Linked DNA regions of Homo sapiens: region 1 is linked to region 2. A link is a loop called in an ENCODE intact Hi-C map of the cell type or tissue named here. Cell type or tissue: IMR-90. All regions are shown on one strand. Each heading gives the region's core, and the rest is flanking DNA. Links, peaks and the distances in the headings are about the cores only. Region 1 has its middle 250 kb from the start of N4BP1. Region 2 overlaps LOC124903689 (a long non-coding RNA gene).

What was found. Peaks named below come from ENCODE experiments on the same cell type or tissue, not always from the same donor. Only the 100,000 strongest peaks of a DNase experiment are listed, where the experiment ranks them.
Region 1: it touches region 2 in a loop (24-fold over the local background); 3 of 110 quality-filtered maps call a loop at or near these places.

The regions. Positions count from the first base shown.
Region 1 is chr16:48,854,974-48,866,333 of GRCh38, forward strand. No RefSeq gene overlaps it. Among named protein-coding and RNA genes, the nearest start is that of N4BP1, 250 kb to the left of the region's middle. In IMR-90, for the core only: a CTCF peak has its summit at 7,183; a DNase peak (open chromatin) is centred at 7,318.
Region 2 is chr16:49,345,550-49,356,909 of GRCh38, forward strand. It overlaps LOC124903689 (a long non-coding RNA gene), which reads left to right. Exons shown (of 2, transcript XR_007065068.1): 2 at 1-5,008. Among named protein-coding and RNA genes, the nearest start is that of C16orf78, 23 kb to the right of the region's middle. RefSeq lists silencers at 289-583, 356-556 and enhancers at 9,116-9,634, 9,635-10,152, 11,269-11,360. In IMR-90, for the core only: CTCF peaks have their summits at 5,131 (motif pointing left) and 7,595 (motif pointing left); no DNase peak of the experiment used is centred there.

The DNA of each region.
Region 1 (11,360 bases), core at 2,350-10,349, 490 kb before region 2:
TCGCACCATTGCACCCCAGCCTGGGCAACAGAACAAGACTCTGTCTCAAAAAACAAACAAACAAACGACAACAACAACACAACAAACAACCAGAAAAAAACAAAAAAAAAAAAGAGTTATGGCTTTAGAGTTAAGAGTAGTATCCGAACACTATGCTATCTCCTTTATTTCACTGTCTTTATTCTTTAACTCAGCTTTGAAAAGTGGGCATTAATATTCCATCTAATTCCTGGGAAAACAGAGGCAGAGATTTCAGTCACTAGCTGAAAGATTTCAGTCACAGACAGAAAGAGGCAGGGTGTGGATTCAAGCCTAGGCTTCTCTGAATCTAGAACTTGTGTGATCATTCTGCCTCTTAATACCACTTGCTTCCATTCAACCACTTCTTAGACATCCCCCAATCTCTTGCATTGTCTGAGTTGTTTGAGGTACATATAGTTTCTGTCCTGAAGTAGCTCACAATTTGGAGAGAGAGATAGATGCTGACAGCTAACATTTTCCCAGGGCTTTACTCATCTGTTCCTCATAAAAGCCCTGCAAAGCAGCTGGCATGGGGGAAAGGTACCCATTTAAAGAGAGAGAAGGTGAAGCCCAGAGGGCAATAAATGATCAGCACGAGGGCACATTGTTAGGAGGGAGCAAAATGAGATCTTGACCCCAGAGCCTCTGCCCCTGATTTTCAAACCCTTTCCTCTACCCCACATGGCTCTATGGTCCACAGGATGCCTCCAAGAAAGGCGGAGAATACTTTCTAAAGTCAAGACCACCCCCTTCAGAATCCAGCACTTGTACAAAACTAGATTTTCTTTTCAGAGACAGGGTCTTGCTGTGTCACCCAAGGTAGAGTGAAGTGGCACAATCATAGCTCACTGCAGCCTCAAACTCTTGGGCTCAAGTGATCCTCCCACCTCAGCCCCCTGAGTAGCTGGGACTGCAGGTGTGCACCACTATGCCCAGATAATTTTTAAATGTTTTTTAGAGACAGGAGTCTCACTATGTTGCCTAGGCTGGCCTCAAACTCCTAGTCTCAAGCTATTCTCTGGCCTCGGCCCCCCAAAGTGTTGGAATCACAGGTGTAAGCTACTGTGCCTGGCCCTAAAACTAGATTTTTATGAATTGCTGGTGTTCAAATTGTGGCATGTGAGTGTAGGATAACCTTTGCACAACAGCTGAATATGGGATCATCATTTATGCTACATGAAATTCTTCAACTTTACAGCTTTCACCATTGGCTTTGCTTAAATAACTAGACTTTCTGGCTCATTACTTTGAAACACTTGAGGAACAGTCAAAATTTGCAGGGCTGCTTTTATCTTGCAAAGTGAATCACTTACCTTTCATCACTTACCTACCTCTCACTACTCTTTTAGTCTTAGTTTAGATGCAACTTCCTCAGCAAGGCCTTGTCTGACTTTCCAACCAAATGAGGTCTACCCTGTTAGGCTTTCACATTAGCACCCTATGTATCTCCTTCTTAGCCCTCACTCCAATATATTACTATATATTAACTTGGGAGTCTATCTACTCAATGTCTTCCATACTAAACTGTAAACCAAGGGTCCTCAACCCCCGGGCCGATTACTGCCTGAGATCCACATCCTGTCAGATCAGTGGCAGCATTAGACTCTCAAGAATGACAACCCTATTGTGTAAGTTTTCCCATACTGTACATGCCAGGGATCTAGGTTGTGTGCTCCTGATGAGAATCCAATGACTGATGATCTGAGGTGGAACAGTTTCATCCCATAACCACCCCGCTACACCTGGTCCTTGGAAAAATTGTCTTCCATGAAACTGGTCTCTGGTGCCAAAAAGGTTGGGGACAGCTGCTGTAAATCTTATGCCAACAGAGCAAGTCCATTTGCAGCTTACTGTTAAATATCTGTCCAGCCCAGTGTTTGGGACAGGGTTGGGATCCAGTGAATTTTGTTGAATTAAAATGATGCAATTTGACCTATCACAAACAATCTGGGGAGGCACTTTGCTGAGTTGTGTGCATGGGGAAGATGGAAGGAATACCTCTGGGGTGGGAGTGACATTGGACTTGAACAACCAGAATATTACAACAACAAAAATACTAACAGTAACTAACATTTGTTGAACATTCACTATGTTTCCACAAGTGTTTTAAGTATATCATATGTTAAATAGTTTCAAGCAGTGATTTAGAGACAGCTGTTTTTTTGCATACAGATTTTCTCACATGTGAGTGATAAGATGACCAACTTGTCCTGGTTTGCCTGGGCCTGTGAAAATCTAGCATTCCAGGAACCATCCCTCAGGCTCAGGCAAAACATCCTATGTTTCCTTCCCATCCTACTGAGGGAAAATAGGGGACTGTAGCCAAAAAAAAAAAAAAAGGATTTATAAGAGAAAGGGGAGAGAGGAGAGAGGGGGGAAAACCAGCAGAGAATCTGGGAATAGTGAATCTTGTTTGCTTTTGGCAGGTTTATGTGTGTGTGTGTCTGTGTCTATGTCACTGGGGAGGGGTAAACTGATTAGTTAGCAGCTAGAACAGAGGCCAGGCTATGCATTCTGTCCTTGAGCAGGACAGATAGGGAGATTAAAGCAAACAATTTTAATTGTTTATGGTTTCTCCAGAAAACTCTGAGTTTAGCTGTGCAGCGCTATGTGGTGGGCTGCTTTGTGCTGTCCTGGCTGGATCCTTCCACCAACACTTCACCTAAGTTGGACCAAGTCTTCACCATGTGTTAAGCACAGTCTCTTAAGAAATTAGGTATAAACACCAGGCATGGGGAACACAGAAACAGGGAGACCTCCATTCTAAAAATGAGGGAAGAGGAATTGGCATTAGGAAGGGAAGGTGTTTATTCTCCCTGCCCTTCATGTGAAAAGCTTCAGCCCTCAGTTACCTGCCCCAAATAAATGCCACTCTGAGTCATCAAAGTGTTCATGGAAGCTCTGAGTGTTTGTTTATGGAACTTGCGGTCCCTTGAGGAAGTTCTGCTCGCCCCGTGATGCAGGCAGATGAGGGTTGCATGCTTCTGAATGAAGATTCTAGACACAGGTAATGCTTGTCTGTAGAAACACTCTGTGTTCCCAGATAGCAGACAAAGAAGTGGAAAATGCATTTCTCAATGACTTGAAAACACATCCTGGGTCCTAAGGATGCGAAGGATTCCTAGATGTAACCAAAAATGCTCTCATTCTTGCATGGCTCCCAAAGCTGTCCGATTTTAGAAGAAAGATTTGTATAGAGAAAGAGGTGGGAGCAGGAAGGCTGAGTTCTTCATTCTTTGCTTTGATCTTTCAAAGCCATTCCTTTCTTCATTCTCTCATTCACTTTTATTTATATTTATTCATTCATTTGCTCATTAATTCCTTTATTTTTACACATTCATGGGTTTGCTTTTTGCTTTATGTGTTTATTCTCCCCACCCCTACCCCATTCTTGTAAGTTTTTACTGAGCACTTTCTATGTGCTCAGTGTTGTGTTGAGTGTTCTGGGCCAGAAGGGGGTCCCTTCCTTAGGGAGTGCTCCTTCCCACTGGGGTGTCAGACTCCTCCCCCAAATTTTAATCCATGGCAGCTTGGACAGAGTTCCAGCAGTTAGCCTTGGAGGATGTCCATCTGGGATCACTGGTCACTGCAGCTTCATAATGAGGTCCTAGAGGCTCTCCAGAGTCATTAGAGGCCTTTGTGACCATGCCTCTGGAGACTGGGCCCTAAAAGGAGGTCAATATGATAGTTCTGACCTAAAGGTGGATTTTCTCCTGGCTGAGTCATATTGGGAAGGTTTTCATTGGCCATGTGTAAAGGGTGATGATACAAGTAAGTAGGATCTGATTAATGTGAGCAGCCCTGTCTACGCAGCTTCAAGCATCTGAGGCTCCAGAGATAGGATTGTATTTGTCCCAAATTTCTCAAAATAAACTACAGGAAACCAAACTGAGAGGGAGTTCAGGGGCCACACAACAAAATTCCAAGGCAGGCTGGCCAAGGCTGAGTGTCCTGTCTTCCTGTGCTCTGCTGAGCACTCGGCTGTGCTATAAACTAGTCCTGGGCTAAGCATGGGGAGGGGGGACTCAGGAGGGGAAAAGCAGCAACTCAGCCCCTGCTTTTGAAGGGTACAAGAAAATAACATGGAACACAAAATAACCAACACTTTTATACCATTTTTTCTTTACAATGCTGTTCTCATTTGGACCTTACTTGGGCTGAGTGAGGAGGTGGAATATTATTCCTTTCATTTTACAAGTGAGGCGAGTTACACAGCTAGTAGAGAGCAGAGTCTGGATTTGAACCCAGGCCTGTGTGATTCCAAATGGGTGTCAGTGCCATGAACCCATATCATAGGATGTAACAGGTAAGAGCTAGGTTATGACCATCTTAGGGGGACTTGGAGATAGGGAGAGGATACTGTGGCTGACCATAGTCAGAGGAGGCTTCTTGAAGAAGTTGGAGTTTCCCTTGGGTGGTAGAGTCAGAACTGGTTATAAATTTACCTTTCCTTTACCCTCCCAGCCTCCTTGATGAAGCAGGGAATGGGTTTCACCTGCCAGCTCCCATGTCTGCCTGGGAAATGAGAAACATATCTTTCATTCCTCATTAATGTCAGGGCATAAGACCTGAATGGCTCAAAGAATTTAATCATTCAACAGGCAGTTTTGCCTGAGAGCAGAAATAAGAAATGACATGGAGTCTTTTCTATGGGTAAATATAATTAGACTGACTGTCATATACTAAATCCTCCCTAAGTCCCCATACTCACGTGGCTAAAGGAATCTGCTGGCTTTTGGTGACTCTTGAAACCAAGAACCTTTGCCAAGGCTACAGTCATTTGATTTACCTCAGAAGCAATCCAACATTACAAGACAAGTTTTGCATTTTCAATATGCAGAGATTAATTTACATGCAGAGCTAATTAAGCAATTGAAACACCCACTAATTGATTATTACATGAAAAAGAACACATCAATTTGAAGAAATACACTCTATAAGACTGTATCATATTTGCAAACTTAATTGCCAAGTGGAAATTCCTCTTCTAGTGGCTAACACCCTTAACCAATTACCTTTGCTGGAATGGTCTTTCATTCCTAGAGTCCAGCAGCACTTGTAAGGAAAACTTTGGTCTCTGCCTTTTCAAACTCAAAGGCAGAAAACACAATAATTTGGCCTGGTTTCTACATCTAGCACAGGACTGATTCATAGTAGGAGTTTATAATAAATGCTTGTGAATAAATGTCCAAAAAGTCTGCCACTGTTATTTCCCACTTATTTTTTATTACGAGAATTTTGCTGGACGACACTCCTGTAAGACATTGTTGTTATCCTCAGTTTTGCAAAATAAATAATTAGCATAGAGAATAGACAACCTACAGAATGGGAGAAAATATCTGCAAGCTATGCATCCAACAGGTGACTAATATTCAGAATTTATAAGGAACTCAAACAATTCAACAAAAACAAAAATAAATAATACCATTAAAAAGTGGGCAAAGGGCATGAATAGACATTTTTCAAAAGAAGGCATACACACATGGCCAACAGGCATAGGAAAAATTGCTCAACATCCCCAATCATCAGAGAAATGCAATTAAAACCACAATGAGATATCATCTTACACCAGTGACGACAGCTATTACTAAAAAGACAAAAAATAACAGATGTTGGTGAGGATGTAAAGAAAAGGGAACTCTTATATACTGTTGGTGGGAATGTAAATTAGTACAACCTCTATGGAAAACAGTAATTTTCAAAGAACTCAAAATAGAACTACCATTTGACCCAGCAATCCCACTACTGGGTATCTGCTCCAAGGAAAATAAATCGTTATACAAAAAAGATTCCCGCACTCCGTATGTTTATCACAGCACTAATCACAATAGCACAGTCATGGAACCAACCTAAGTGTCTACCAGTGGATGATTGGTTAAAGAAAATGTGACACATGAGCAAAATGGAATACTATTCATCCATAAAAAATGAAAAAATGTCTTTTGGAGCAACAAAGACGAAACTGGAATCTGTTATCTTAAGTGAAACAACTCAGAAAGACAAATATGGCATGTTCCCACTTGTGAGTGGGAGCTAAATAATGTATATACATGGACATAGAGTGGAATGATAGACAACAGAGACTTGAAATGGTGGGAAGTTGGAAGGTTGGGAGGGGAATGAGGAACGAGAGGCTACTTAATGAACATAATGTACATTATTTGGGTGATGGGTACTCTAAAAGCCTTGACTTCACCACTATGCAAGCTATGCATATAACAAAATTACACTTGTACCACATAAATTTGCATGCACACAAAACAAGAGATGGCATTCACAGAAGTATAGTAACTAATTTAAGCTAGCAAGGGGTGGAGTTGGGTTTTGAACTCAGGTCTTCTGACTGCAGGTTTAATAATTTTTCAGGAGGGAAGGAAGGGGGTCAGTTCTCAGAAAGTGGAGGCAAGAGCAGCCAAGCCAACAGAAGTCTTCTATACAAGCTGTGATGTCATCCAAATTGACATTCCCAAGAAAAAGTAGTGATGAAGCGTGCTAGAAGGCTGTTCTAGATGTGGAATCTGAGACCTAAGCTTGGATCTAAATTCTACCACTGACCTGATGCATGGCCTTAGAAAAGTCATTTATCCTCTTTAAACCTCAGCTCCTTTAATGGAAAAGTGGGATAATAACATTCGAGTTATTCTGAGGTTCAGATAAAAGCAAGGATAAAAAGGATACTGAAAATTCTGCAGTAAAGTACAATATTTGGAGCTCTTAGAGAAAGGTGGGTGATATAGAGGTGAGAGGAAGGGAACTTTCTGGTGAGCTTTGCGGAATTCCTTCCCCATGTTGGAGGCCGGTTCTGCAAAGGCTCCATTAGCTTGGGACCTGGCACTGGGCTGGTTGGGAGACCCTGGAGTCCCTCTCTTAGGGGGAAGCGTTGGAGTATCCTTTCTAAAGTTCCCTTTTCCCTGTAGCCAGAGACTTGGCATGCAGCCCACCCAAGCTCATATTAAATGTAAGCTTCCAACATTATGATCAAGTGACAGCTTCTAATTGGTGTTCTTATTTCCTGGTATTCACATTTTATTTTATCCAGGGCTTCAAAACTGATAATCTCAACAAGGGTTCTAAGAACAACTGGAACCAACTGAAAACAACTCCTGAAATTCAGCAATAATGTAGAAATGAGGAGTTCCTTTACCCCCAGGCAGGAGGCAGTATACATTCAGACATTTGGTAGGGTTTTCTGCCTCCTTCCTCGGCTGCTCCACATTTGGGCCTCTGCCTGATTCACGATCAGGACATCTGCATTTGTGTTTACAACCAGCAAAGGTCACTCCCAGATTGTGGGCTGTTGGCAGGTTTATAAACACAGGCTGGCCAATAGATAGACACGTCTCCCCCCACAGAGGGGATGTAAATTTTTCTTTGTAAATGGAGTCAAGCTGTTTGTTGCAATCATTCACGTGGGAACGCATAGCCGTCAGGGGAGGGAGGCTGCTCCACTCCCCGCTGACTCACCCCAGCTCTGAACAGTGGAATTCCAACTTGTGCTCCACGTGGGACCTTGCGGTCTTGATGAGCCAGAAACCTGACAGCCATCTTAGACTTCTTTCCTCAAACCCAGTCCCACTGATTCTTCTCTGGAGTATTTCTCCCCTACACTTCATCTCCGTAGCCATCACCCTGTCCAGGCCACCAGTGTCTCTTGCCGTCATGACTGCATCACTCTCCTAACTAGCTTCCCTGCCTTAAATTTTTCTCTCCAATTTGATCATGTCACTCCCTGCTTCAAACCACTGCATACATATTAGAATGGCTGACATAAAAAATACATTCAAGTACTGATGAGTATACAGAGCAACTAGAATGCTCATACATTGCTGATGAGAATGCAAAACGGTACAGCCATTCTGGAAAACAGTCTGGCAGTTTCTTGAAAAGGTAAACACATGTATAACATATGACACATTTATAACAAGTGATCACACTCCTGGGTGTTTTCCCTAGAGAAATGAAAAATTATGTTCATACAAAGACCTGTACACAAATGTTTTTAGCAGCTTTATTTATAATTGCCCCAAACTGGAAACAGCAAAAATGACTTTCAACAGAGGAATAGCTAAAGATCCATGCGATTGAATACTACACAGCAATAAAAAGGCCAACTTTTGGTACATGCAGCTACATGGATGAATTTTGAAGATATTATGGTGAATGAAAGAAGCCAATCTCATAAGGTTACATATTATATAATTCTATTTATATGGCATTACCAGAAAGACAAAAATATAGTGATGGAAAACGGATTAGTGATTGCCAGGGGTTGGGTGTTAGGGGAGGATGTGACTGTAAAGGAAGTTTTTTTGGGGGTATGGAACTGTTCTGTATCCTGATTAGATTGGTGATTTACATGAACCTATACACGTGTTAAAATTCATAAAACTGTGCAATAAAGGAAAAAAGTCAATTTTACCATATAATAACTTAAAAATAAAATTTAAAAAATACCCTTTGGGCAAAAACGTAAATTTTTGGAATGGTATTAGAGCTTCTTCGCTGCCTTCTCATCAATTCTGTCTTTGGTGCCTCTTCTCCTTGATCCTTTTTTTTTTTTCTTTTTTTGAGACAGAGTCTTGCTCTGTCACCCAGGCTGGAATGCAATGGTGCGATCTCGGCTCACTGCAACCTCTCCTCCCAGGTTCAAGCGATTCTCCCTGCCTCAGCCTCCCGAGTAGGTGGGATTACAGGCACCTTTCACAACGCCCAGCTAATTTTTGTATGTTTTGTAGAGATGGGGTTTCGCCATGTTGGCCAGGCTGGTCTCAAACTGCTGACCTTAGGTGATCCACCCGTCTCAGCCTCCCAAAGTGCTGGGATTACAGGCATGAGCCACCATGCCCGGCCTCCTCCTTGATCTTTATGCACTAGAAATAACAAAACACCTGTAGCACCCCAAACGCACTATGCAATCTTGTCTCCATGTTGTGCCTTCTACCTTACTGATATAGAAAACTACTCTTCATCCTTCAAAACCTTACTCAGAGCTAGCTTCTTCCATGCAGCTATTATGTTTTGACTTCTCACCACCATATTTAAGCATATCCTCTTCTGTACTACTTCCATATCTTGTAAATTCTTTCACTACTGTGTCTTACACCTCATTATAATGGGCTAGTGCCAGCTTCTCTGTGCAGGCCATGATGTTCCACTTTTTGTCCTGGGATCTTCTCTGACAGTGTGGGAGCCAGCTTGGCCCATGCTCAACCAGAACCCAGAAGTGGGTGGGTGTCACCTGAAGCAGCTCTCAACCACTAGGGGCAGAACCAGGCGGATAAGTGCTCTGCTGGTGGAGAGTTCTGGGTGGTGGTCTGGATGCCTCTCAGAGGTCTGGCAGAATTGAACCCTAGTTGTCCATGGCAGTAGCTGGAACAACACCCCAATGTACTGGCTTCTTCTCCTTCCTGGGCCATTCTCTTTACTCCTTCATACCTGCTTACTGGGATCATGTCCCAAATAAGCCACCTGCACCCAAATCCTTGTCTTAGGCTCCACTTTTGAGGGAATCGATCTGCCATACCTTATTCTCTAGTACAGCCTGGGTAGGGGGTAGGTCTGCAAGAGAAGTTTTCCCAGCAGAGCTCCGTTCTCAGAGTCAGGAGATCATGGCTCTGACCTTTTCTGTTTCAGCGACCTCAGAAAAGTCTGCCCTTCAGTCTCAGTTTCCCAACTGGACTAGCCACTCTTTGTGTGATGTCCTTCAATTCAGTTATAAATTCACTCCTTGGATCAGGCCCTGTCACAGGTTAAATTTTCCAGAAGCCGAGGCTGAGATGGTTTGGAGTGCAAAATATTTATCAGGGAGCAACTCCTGTGAAAGGAAGTGGGAGAAAGCAGGGTGGAATAGAGGAAGGAGTCAAATGGCATTGGAGGCCTGACAGAGCATTGGCCAACCCAGTACAAGAGGTACTTGCTATCTCTCGGACATGACCTGTGCCCATCAGAAGAGCTGGGCATTTGTATCCCTCAGACCGTATGACTGGGCATGGGCTGCCCTGGGAAGGGTGTGGCTTCAGGTGAGGCAGCTCTCTGCAGCTGAGGCTGACTCTGAAGGAGCTACAGGTTGAAGCCATCTGTTGGCCACACCTTCTGCAGTTGGGCAGTAAGATGTGGTCAGCCAGAGATAACACATCTTAGTGCCTCTGTGTTGTGACCTCTGTGCTAGAGGGCTGGATTCATCCTGGGTGGTCTTGAGGGCAGGAGAAAACTTGAGATTCTCCTCGGTGAGTACAGAGCTGTCCCTCAGAGCTGGGGAGCTCTTTGGGAAAAGGGCTGGGTGAGGACTTGGAAGGGAAGTAAGTTTTCTCTACCCTGGACACACACCACATCCTGGTATTTCCCACTCAGTATATGTGATGGAAGACTGAACTTGGGGGCTCACTTTGGAAGTGAATATAGTCTTGGAAGGGGAAGGCACTCCCTGTTGGGCCCCTGGGTGCTTGGCTTCAAAGGCTCAGGGATCGGTGGCATGTGCAAAATGAGGGCACATCTGCTCCTGTACACCTCAATTACACCTTCCCTGGAGCTGGGAGAGCTGGGATTGCAGGTGTTTGAGGCAGCATTGCAGGTCCTGTGCACTCACCCTTGCTAATGTAGCAGGCCAGGTTTTTAATTCCATGGGGTCAGGATGCTAGAGGATGATTTCCCTGGTGAGGACTGCCTGGCAGATCTCTGATTGGTGGGAAGGAACAGCAGGGACCTGGGGGATGGAAGGAGAAATAAATGCATGACAGGTCTCAGCGACCCAGCAGTGCCCTCAGGGTGGGGGCTTCAGAAGCCACAGGGAACAGAGGGCTGAGCACACATAGATCATGCTATGAAGCTGTCCCCCCACCTGCCTCTTTCACTCCCTTTAGGAAAAGACTTATGAATTCCCTGGCCAAGGACTTCCGAGAGAGTCCAAGAGAAATCTCTCTCTCGTTCCTGTGCACAGGCAGAATAAGTGCTCAAGCAACCCTGGTTATTTTTGGAAGGTCAGCTTGGGTCATGAGTGTGGTTTCTGGGAAATAATTTGCATCAGATGCCACAATGACTTATGGGATTGGGGGACATACAAAGAGGAATTTGGGCTTTGTTGAATTCTTTGGACTCCTGAGTTTGGATGCTGCTGAGAAGGAGAGAGAGATGCTCTTTGGGAATCCATTTTGTGAAGTATCGTGTGCCAACAGGGTGGAATGGACAAAGATGTCCTGCTCTGTAACAGCTATCTATTGCTGCATAACAAGCATCCAAAACTCAGTAGCTTAAAGCAATAGTCATTGTTTTTACATCACTAATTTGGCATGGAATCTGTGGCTGCAGTCATCCTGTGACTTGGCTGGGGCTGGGAGGTCTAA
Region 2 (11,360 bases), core at 2,124-10,123:
AACTGAGGAACAAAGAAACACATATTTTCCCTCAAGCTTCAGATTCCCTTTAAACTCTTAGGATATCCCATAACCCCCTGTAGCTTATGGCAGCTAGATTCATGACAGACAATCTCTCTAGAGTCAATTTGGTTTTTCTCTTAACTCACTCAAGCCTCTGGGAATGAAAGGTCTAGCCCTTGAAGGCTACTTTTGGTAGAAGACGAGGTTCAGTATTAAAAAGGAGGACAGAGGATGGAAAAGAACACAACTACATCAATAGTTTCTCCACATTATTTGATGTTCAGAACAGTCCCATGAAGAAGATATAATATTCCCTTTCTACAGACCAAAAAATTAATATTTGGAGAGGTAGAAAGACCACCCAAGGGAACACATATTTAGACGGAAAGCCCAGTTCTGTCTAGTGTTTAAGTCCTGGCCCATTCAGCTACTCTGCTCTGTAACTATCACCCATTTCAGCACCGCGGACAGAGGCAGAGCCCTCAGTCTTCCCTGTAGGTGGGATGGAGGCAGAGGGTGGTAAGATGGGTGCTAAGTCCCAGGGAAGATATGTATCCACCAAAGTGCCTGAATGATGAGAGGGAAGTCAGAGCTAAGGAAGGACACATCATGGACATCTCTTTACATGTGTATCAAATTGCGTTCTGTTTAGAACCATTTTCTAGCCTCCCACCAAGGACGTAAACAGGACAAGCACTGTCATCTGTAAAGTGCCACTCCCAGACTGCCACCCAGAGTTCATAAAAGGCTCAGATGAATCAATAGGTGGGAAAGTTATCTGGAATTTATAAAAATTCACTGTTAAGGAGACGACTATCACAGACAAACCCCAAAATCAGCGGTTTAACACAATAGACATTTTTTCTGACTTGTGTAAAGCCCCAGACAGGGATTGCTGCCTGTCAAAAGGCCTGACTGGCACTTGTCTTGAGGCACACTCTGGTGCCCAGGCCCCTTGCTCCTTGTTGCTCTGCCACCTCTGAAGTGGCTTCTAAGGTCACTGTATTTATCTGTGTCAAGACAGAGGAAAAAATCATGAATAAATAAACCCAGGGAGATTTGTATGAGCCAAGCCTGAAATTGGCACACATCACTTTGGCTCATACGTGGAGGACTGGGAGTGCAGAAAGATGAGGAAATGGGTCTTACTGAACACAGAACCACAGAACTCTGTCTCCCTCCTCTCCAAAGCTGAGAAATTGCCACAATCAGAAAGTGTGATTCCCATCTGAGAGTTTAAGAGCAGGAATAGATTAAAGACAAATCATGTAAAATACCTTGACTCCTAGACTTGCCGAAGCATTCAGCCTGAGCCATCTTTACATGTGGATAATCTTGGATTTCCCAACTGGGCTTCTTGCACACTCCATGGTAGAACGTCAGAGGAAATTTTTTTCAAGCAAGAGCTGTTAGATCATGAGATTCCCCAGAAAGATACAGATACAGGTATATGTCATATTACTGGAGATTCTAATTCAGCTACCTTCACAGGCCTGGGAATGTGTTTTTGACACAGGGGCATTAGGATTGTTTCAGCTGCAAGTGACAGAAGTCTAGCTCACACGGTCTTAAGCAAGAAAGGAAATGTATTGATTCCTATAAGTGCACCAGGATCTAGATACACTGTCAGGCACAGCTGGATGCAGACTCCAACAGTCTCATTGGGATACCCACCCTCTCCTCCCATCTCTGACCATCCCAGGTGGCTCCCTTCATGGGTCAAAGTGGCCACCAGAAGCTCCAGATACATCTTTTTATCAACAGCCCCAGGAGAACTTCTCTTTCTCAGTAAAATCCCACAAGGTATTTTTTGGCACTAATTGTCTTGGCTTGGTCCCATTCTTATCCCTGAACCAACCACTGTGACCAAAAACGTGGTATTCTCTGATTATCCAAGCCTGATTCACGAGCCCACCCATGAGTCTGATATGAGGTCCAGTCCATACAATCTACACAAGCTAGGTCTGGGGCATGGTGGTGCCCCAAGGACAGCTGGGGTGCCTTTCCTAGAAGAAAGGGGGCAGGGAATGGGTGCTGGACCAGCATCAGCAGCAGAATTCTTAGGCACTAGACTGTGGGGGGCTCAGAGAGGCATGGGAGCCCTGAGGTCCCCACAAGGTGTGGGATAGTCTTTCAGACCTTCAGGGGGGGTCTCTGCTCACTAACCTGCTCAAAGCACCCTGGCCCACACCGTGGGCAGCTGGAAGGTGCCAGTCCACTGAACATGTGTGATTGGCATGAATCTCCTGCTTTCCTTTGTCAGAAGGCTAGGAGTGGATTTGACCCGTTTACTCAGACCCTCTCAGTGGCCCTGCTCCCACAGGCTCACCCCAGCAGGGCCCAGTGCTTGGCTGCCAATGACGCCAAGGATATTAGCTGACAGTGACTTAAAACAGGGGTTCATGACCTCAGGGTAACCGAGGAACCCCTGAATCTGAATTCATCAGTCTGTGTATATGAATGTGAGTGCCTCTCCTTTCCCCACAGGAAAAAATCTACAACTTTCATCAAATTACTCAGGGAGACTTTATTCTAAAGAGACTGAAAACGACCAACATCAATTTTGACTCCTATGGGCATCTGTAAATAGCTTCAAGGTTTTAAGGTGAAATGTCATGTACCAAAATACACATTCTGGAGAAGCAGGAAGCTACAGACCAACTTGAGATGAAAGTCTCATATCAATGTTTTCCCAAGTGTGCTCCTTGGAATACAGGTTGACATGATATGATGCCCAGCAAGGGAAACAAAACATATTCATGTTCAAATTAGTTGGGGAAATGCTGGACTAAATAAGGTTTGATGGGATTCTTTTTTCTGCAGGACTTCTCAGAAGGGGCTAGAGTAGGCAAAGTTTCCCAGATTTACCTAATAAAAGCATTGTTTCTGTGGGAGTTTCATTTGTTATTACATGTTTCCTGAATGCAGATTCATAGACTATCCTTTGGGGAACCCTCGTCCTCACGGGATGTATGTTCATGGTGGTGTCTTCGAGTTTGTGCCCTTGTGAAGCATTCTGGCAGCAAGCATCTGAACACTTCCAAAAGGGGGCGATATTTAGGAGAAATCGCTCAGCCTGAGTTAGAACAAATGCAGCTGCTGGTGTCTCTTGGTGCCTGGGAGCCCTAGAGTGTCAGAGGGAGGAGCGTGCACACTGGAACCAGCAGCCTGGTGCTGCGTCTCAGCTCTGTCGCTAACTGGCTATGCACCTCTGGGCATGGCACTTAACCCTTCTGAGCCCCAGCCCGCCATCTGTAAAAAGGGCTTGATGTGAGGATTGAATGAGATCATGCAGGGAACACAATGTCTGGCACTTGGAAGCGTCCACCATAAAGAGCCAAGGCAGTAGATGGCCCAGCTGGGTTTGGTCCAGGCAGAGTTTACCCTCTGCCCTGGAGGCTCCAGGAAATGCTGCCACGTGGCTCCTATTGCCTTAACCACATCCGACCTGTTCCTGACAGCTCCCCACATCTCCAGCTCCTTTGCTGGTGCTCCAGGCACCTCCAAACGTGGCGAGCCCCTCTCCCCTGCCCTCTTGTGGCAGCTGACCTGGCAGGAGTGGGACCAAGACATCCAAGGCAGCTCCTTTCCACCTGCATGGGCACTTTCCTCAGGACATCCTTGCCCCTGGCACCACCTTGGGCCAGCAAGCCACATGGAAATGGATGCAGAGGCACCACTGTTTGCTGACAATTATACACTGTCCTTAAGGTCACCCTTGGCGATCTGTCACCAGGAGCAGACAAACCCACACCTCAACCATCCCATCAGAGCTTGTTTCTATCTGCATCTGTCATCGCTGATCGCATTTGAATGGGTTTAGTCTCTATTTTAAATAAAAGATTTATGCCTTAGCTGTCAGAGCCTGCCTTTATTTGAAAATTTAATCTTGTTTCTAGGAGTCTAGATTAACTTATTAGATTTAGGCGTCCCTCGTGGGTCTCTGAGAGAGGAGGAGTAGATTCTCCTCCCTGCATTCGGCCCTGCACACCCGACAGTGAGAGCCAAGAGCTGGATGGGCTTCTCCATCCAGCACGCCCAGGCTGGACAGAGGCCCCCAACTCAGGCAACTTTGTCGGGTAACCGTGTGTCCAGGGAGTGCTTTCTTGCACGCTCCGTCTCCGGGCCAGCTTCCAGGACCTGTGCTCACTGCAAGGGACACCCATCAAGCCGGCCCTTTCTCAGAGGTTTTGGGGAGGCTTCAGGAAGGACCCCCAGTGGGGGCCCAGCTTGTCAACATGGGCTGTGCCAAGGAGTTCTGAGTTTCCTTCAGGTCTGTATTGTATCTTCCACCCCCTCAGAGCTCCCTCCCTACTGCTTAGACCACACGAAGCTGTGGGGCTGTGGGCAGCCAGTTCACTTCCCTGACCTTGTCTGCAGGTGGAGACAGTGGCAGTGCCCCTCCCGGGCTGCTGCGTCACTCAGTGTAAAAGCAGGGAGGCACTGGAGAGCTGCTGTCTGCAAGTTTGTTGCTACTTCAAAAGGTGCAGGTGGGCCCTCACCTCCTTTAGAGGTGAGGATGAGCTACCCAAAGTGAAAAGGAGCTTCTCAGCGTCGCAATGGAGTCACGGCCAGGCTGCCCACACCAGCCGTCCGGACCTGCACCAGTGCCACGGGGTCTGCCCCATCTTCTCTTCCCTCTCCTTCCCCTCTCCCTCTCTCTCCCTGTCTCTTTCTCCTCTCTCCATGCTATTGACTGAATGTTTGAATTCCCTGCAAATGCATTCCTAACCCCCAATGTGACTGTGTTTGGAGACAGGGTCTTTAGGAGGTAACTGAGGTTAAATGAGGTTGTAAAGATGGGGCCCTGAACCGATGGGACTGGGGTCCTTATGAGAAGAGGAAAAGGGGTCCCTCCCCATGGAGGGACGACCACAGCGAGGCAGCAGCCGCCCACACGCCAGAGAAGGGGACTCAGACGGAAGCCTTGCTTCACCGGCACCTTGATCTTGACTCCTAGCCTCCAGAATTGTGATAAATAAATTTCTGTTGCTTAAGCCCCCAAGTCTATGGTATTTTGTCACGGCAGCTCCAACAGATTCAGATGCTCTCCCTCCTCCCTCTCATTCCTTCCCTCCTCCGACTCCCCAGCACCAGAGGTCCCGGACTTTCCCGTTGCAATTCCGCCATCTGCTGGTCGGTCTCAAGATAGCAGGCAAGGTCCGTGCCTCGGAGCCGGTGTCTCCTCTAGGGTAGCCCAAGGCAAGGGTGGCCCTTCCACAGCCAGCACCCCACCCCCCTCCCAACGCACACACTCATACACACAAGCACACATGCAAGAGCACAAATGCGCATACTCATACATGCACACAGGCGCACACACACACACAATGCACACATGCACGTTTACACACACACAGACACACACACGTGCACGCGCACACTCACACTCATACACATGCCCACACACATTTACACTCACACACACATGCACATTCTGGCATATGTGAACACACAATCACACTCGCACACAGACACATGCACATTCTCACACACACATTCACACATGCAAACACACTCATACATGTGCGCACAAACTAATATACATGCATTACACAAACACCTATCACCCACTCCACTCACATATCACACACACACATCCCCAGCCAAGGATGAGCCAAGCTGGCTTCTCACCACCCCCTGGTTTGCCCTCCGTATACATTTCCCCAGACATCTCAATTCCTGACGAATGGGCAAAACTTTTATTGAGCCACGCGCTTCTTAAAGTCAGGACCACGGCCAACTCCTCTCCTTATCAACCCTCATTGCCCGCCCCACTCAGTGCCTGGCACGCAGTAGGAGTGCACCAAGTGTTCAATGACTAAAGGAGGCAGTTCTCTTTGGGGGACTGAATTGGTTTTCAACTCTTTGGGGCTGTGAGCTCAGAAGCAGGCATCTTCCTCCTGGTTGGAGCTCAGGCTCACAGGCAGGTGTCCCCACACTTGAGCCCCTGCACACAGCCCCAGGCCACCTAAGGGGTAACTGACGAGAGCATCATCACCTGTCTCATTAGAATGGCCCCAAACCAATCTCTGCAAACCAACTCTGAGTGGGGACACACATCTCTTGCTTTGTCACTTGGCAAAGCAACTCAAAGGGAAGGAAGACACAGTGGCTGTCTCCACAGTTCAGCTGCCTGGGAGGTGCTGTTATCTGATGGGCTAATGAAGATGGATCTATCCAAGGGGAGAGGGAACCCCAGCTTCACTGTGCAACCTTGAACCTCCTCTGTGGCCCTAGTTTCTAAATCGGCCCAGTGAGGCTGGGGAAGATGAGGCTCCCAGGCCTGGCATACTCAGCGCAGGCTCACTTCAATCTCTGGAGGGAGGGCCAGGCTGAGGGTAAGGAGAAGATGGCCCACCTCAGGCTCAGCCTCAAAAGGGGAGTAATGACAGGATCATGCACAGCAAGCACTGCCCATCTTCCACTGCCTGTGCTCTGATATGGCTCAGTACAGTGACCACGGTTACTGATGTTGTCTTTATTTAAAATTTTGAGGCCAGGCACAGTGGCTTACGTCTGTAATGCCAGCATTTTGCGAGGCTGAGGCCAGCAGATCACTTGAGCCCAGGGGTTCAAGACGACCTTCCTGAGCAACATAATGAAATCACATTTCTACAAAAAAAAAAAAAATACAAAAATTAGCTGGGTGTGGTGGCACACACTTGTAGTCCCAGCTACTTGGGAGGCTGAGGCGGGAGAATCACTTGAACCTGGGAGGTTGAGGCTACAGTGAGCCACATTTGTGCCACTGCACTGTAGCCTGGGTGACAAAGCAATACCCTTTTTTAAAAAAAATGATATTTTATTCATTGTGGATTTTTTGCATAAATTTTGATTTTTTACAAAATATTACATCAATGAAAGTGAGTACTCAAACAGGTACACGTTCACCTATGTTCCTGGCAGTGTTATTCACAATAGCCGAGAGGTGTCAGCAACCTAAGTGCCCATGATCAGATGAAAGGATCAACAAAATGTGGTCTATCCACACAATGGAATAATAAGCAGCTTCAAAAGGAAGGACGTCCTGACTCAGGCTACAACACTGCTGGACAAATCCTGTATGATTCCACTGCTATGAGATACCTAAAGTCGTAAAATTCATAGCAACAGAAAGTAGAATGGTGGTTGCTGGGGAGGAGGGGGAATGCGGAGTTTTTGTTTAATGGGGGAGAGAAAGAGCTGGGAAGATGGGTGGTAGTGATGGCTGCAGAATGGAAATGCACTTACTGCCACTCAGCTGTTCACTTTAAAATGGTTACAATGGCTAATTTTATGTTATGTGTACTTTACCACAATAAAAAATGCTGCATGATTTCTTCATCTTGATTATTTATCTCCATTACTGAGGTTTTTTTTGGTACCCTCTTGAATTTTATGCATGAGTTGGGAGCTTCCTGTCTCGCCCATGTCCGGCCTTGAATTCCCCATATCGTCTTCATTTTACAGAGGATGGGGCTGAGCCTGAGGAATGTGAGAAGTTAAGAGGCCTGCCCAAGGCCATCTGGCAAACCAGAGGTGAACCAGGAATTCAAAAGCCAAGCTCCCAGCTGAGGGCTTAGTCCAGTACAGCTCCCCCTGCTGCCCACCCCCAAGAAGCTTCCAGGGAGCTCTGTCTACACCACCAACCTTTGCTGCTCCTAGAGGGGAGACTGACTCCACAGGATAGGGCCTCACTGGACCCAGAACTCCTAGAGTCCAGCTGCGCCCACCCCTTTAGAAGATAGGCTCCACATCGACCCCACAGAGAAAGTTCTGGGCAGATGTGGGGCTGCTGGGCAAATGGGGAAATCAAACTTGGCCAAGTCCAATTTTTGCATTCTCTGGCTGTGACAATGGCTGCAACTTGTGCCCCTTCATCCTTCTCTTTTCCTCCTTCACTAACAGAATCCACATTTTCTAGCTAGACACAGGCTGCTGGGAACAAAGCCCTCATTTCCTTGCTTCCTTTGCTGGCTGTGGCTGCCTGCGACCTTAGATCTGGCCAAAAACCCAGAGTCAAAGCATCATGTACAGCTTCAGAGAAGTGTCCTTATAAAGAGCAGTGCCCCCTTTCCTCTCCCTCCCTCATTCCTGCTGTCTGGGAAAGCAGGCATGATGGCCAGTGCACATACCGCCACATAGGAAGAAGCCATGAACTGAGGACAGTGGAGCCCAGGATAAAGGGGGCTTGGGCCAGCCCTGGCCCACCGATCTGCTCTCTTCTGTTTGAGTCTTGGGTCTCAGCAGGACACAAGGCCATATGCCCCGTAACAGCAGCCACCGTGGCTTCCGTTTCCACAGAGCAAGGCCTGTCTCTCACGTAGATAATTCTCTAGTCCCTGCTGGTCTTTCCTGGAACACTTCCCAGTGAATCACTTTCACACAAGTCCTCCCTGGGTGGATTTCTGGAAGCCCAACATAAAGACTTCCCTCCCCTTCCCAGCTGGTCTTTCATAGGCCACATAGTGTCCAGTATAGCTGAGGGCCAGCTCTGGATCACCTCACCCTTAAGTGAAGACAGAAACTTTTACCAAGAGTAAGTCACTGCCATGTGCACTTGGGCAAGCCTCCTGGCCTTGGTGGCTTTAAGTTTCTCACCTGTGAAATGCAGATAAAGCCAAATAAGAAAGCAGGCATGAACACGTTATGTAAAGTGTAGAGTCATGTCACAGACTGAATGTTTGTCCTCCCAAAAATCCATGTTGAAATCCTAACCCCATAATGCGATTAGGAAGTGGGGCCTGTGGGAGGGGATGAGGTCATGAGTGTGGAGCCCTTGTGAGTGGGATTAGTGTCCTTATAAAAAGAGACAAAGAGGCTGGGCGCGGTGGCTCATACTTGTAATCCTAGCACTTTGGGAGGCTAAGGCAGGTGGATCACAAAGTCAGGAGATCGAGACCATCCTTGCCAACATGGTGAAACCCTGTCTCTACTAAAAATACAAAAATTAACTGGTCGTGGTCACGTGCACCTGTAGTGCCACTACTCAGGAGGCTGAGGCAGGAGAATCACTTGAACCCAGGAGGAAAAGGTTGCAGTGAGCCGAGATCACGCCACTGCATTCCAGCCTGGGCGACAGAGCAAGACTTCATCTCAAAAAAAAAAAAACAGACCCAGAGAGCATTCATCCTCTCTCTGCCAGGTGAGGACACAGGGAGAAGATGGCCGTCTGCACCCCAGGAAGACAGCCCTTACCAGAACCGACCACACTGGAACACTGATCTCAGACTTCCAGCCTTCAGAGCTGTGAGAAATATGTTGTGTAAGCCACCTTGCCTGTGGCATTTTTGTTGCAGCAGCCCAAAGTGATTAAGACGAGGTACTTATTTGTATGATCCGGTGAGTGACCAATCTTTAAAACCAACAGCTCTCCACCAAATCAGTGATGGTCTCTGAGCCCAGGATGTGTATTTATTTCCAGCAATTCTGGCTGAGAGATCCATCCCTCAGACTCTTCTATAGGGAACGTGCCCTGAATGTCCTCTGTGCAGCACCAAGACTGTGGGGACCAGCTTGTCCAAGGTGCCGAGGACCTGCCTGCCCTCCACAGCCGTCATCACATTAGCCATTCCCCAGATGACCCCACACCCTCACCCATGGCCACCTGGCCTCTGCCTGCAGGCACCCTGCATGCCGCCAGTTCTGCTGCCTTCTCAGCCAGGTCTCCTCGCTGGGCGAGGAAGTGACAAGGTGCTGGGGCAGCTCCCAGAGCAGCCTCCTCAGCAGGAATGCAGGGAGAGGGTCCTGCCCCCAGGGTGAAGGGCTGGGAAGGAAGGAGAGGGAGGACACTGTGGGGAGTGGGGCTGACATGAGCAACTCCCTGCTAAGGTGTCCCCAAACCCACACACTTCACACTTTTCAAAGCACTCCCTGTCTACACAGTCTCCTTATCCCCAGTGAGGAGACAAGAGTTCAGAGACTTCAGAGGGCGTGCCAAGGTCACACAGCAGTGAGAGCGGTGGTGTCCCTCCTCGTCTTCTGATTGCAGGATACTGTGTCCGCCCACCTTCAACATTCCTCAGAATGTGGAAAATGGCCCAGATACTCAGGCCCTTGGTGGTAGATGTAGGAAGGACAAGAAAGGACACGTACCTGCTGACCATTGCCCTGCTGTGACCCAGCCCCTTAAAGAAGGGCCTGGACAGATGTAAAGGCAGAGGGAGGGCATCTTCCTGGGGCTCCGGGCCCCACAATGTGCCCCTCCCAGAAACCTGGACCTAGCTTAGTTGAGGGGATGCCTCAGTATCGACTTTCCTCTTCTGATGCTAGCACCCCAATCCTGATTTGGGGAACCATCCCTCCTCATGGGATACATTCTGAGTCCCTTGTCAAGGGTCCTGCCCTCCCCTGACAGAGGATTGTCCTGTGACCAGCAACCAAGCTGGTCAGCTATGTCCCCACCAAAATTCGAGCAGAGGGACACACAGATGCCACAGCCAGTGGAGGCAGATGACACATGGCTCTGCCCCCAGCTCGGGCTTCCCAAGACCCAGATTTCCACACTTTCCTGCTGCTCTGAGAGCTACTCCAGCTCCTTCCAACAAATGTGTTTGGTCCAAGTGAGTCAGGGCCAGTGGCTGCGGCTTGCAACCCCAGTGCCTGCCCAATGGCCCAGCCAGCCCCAGCAAAGAGAGACTTGGAGGAGTTCAGACCCAGCTGGCCACAGGCCCACAAGCCTTGTATAAACTTTTCCTGTTGGACCATGGGGAATTGGAGGGGGGTGGCGGGGGGGCAGCATTCATGACACTGAAGTCACAGCTATTCCCAATCATGTAGGGTGGCACTTAATCAGAATCAGGAACCAGGGAACTGGGTTAGAAGGCAGGACAGAGTGGGAAAGGGGCAGCCAGCTACCCAACCCGCACAGCTCCAGGGGTGCCAGCCCAGGGTCCTCCATGGAGACGCAGAGCCTGAGCTGCTCCCTGCAGCTCTGCCTGGAATGCAACATGGGGGCAGCTCCCACCTGCCTTTCAGGACCCCCAGCCCTCCCTGCCTCAAGGTCTCATGGCTCTCAGTCCCCACCTTCCTTCATCTGGAAGGAGCCCCTGGGACATTGGAGCCAAAATCACAGCTCAGGCTTATGGCCCTTCCTTTCCTTCCTGGGCAGAAGTGCCTCTCTGCTTTGCAAGCTAATAGCGTCTTTACTATTTCCCACATGCTTACTGTGTTGAAAACTTTATGTGGATTAATCCTCACCACCACCTGGGAGCTAGGTGTTATTATTAACCCAAATGTTGCAGGTAAGGAAACTGAGGAAGAGAGGTTAAAAATTGTGTCCATGGTCATACAGGAAGTAAGAGGCAGAGCCGTATGGTGCACTCTGGCAGCCTGGTTCTAGCACACCCTTAACCTTTGGACCGCACCGCCCTAAG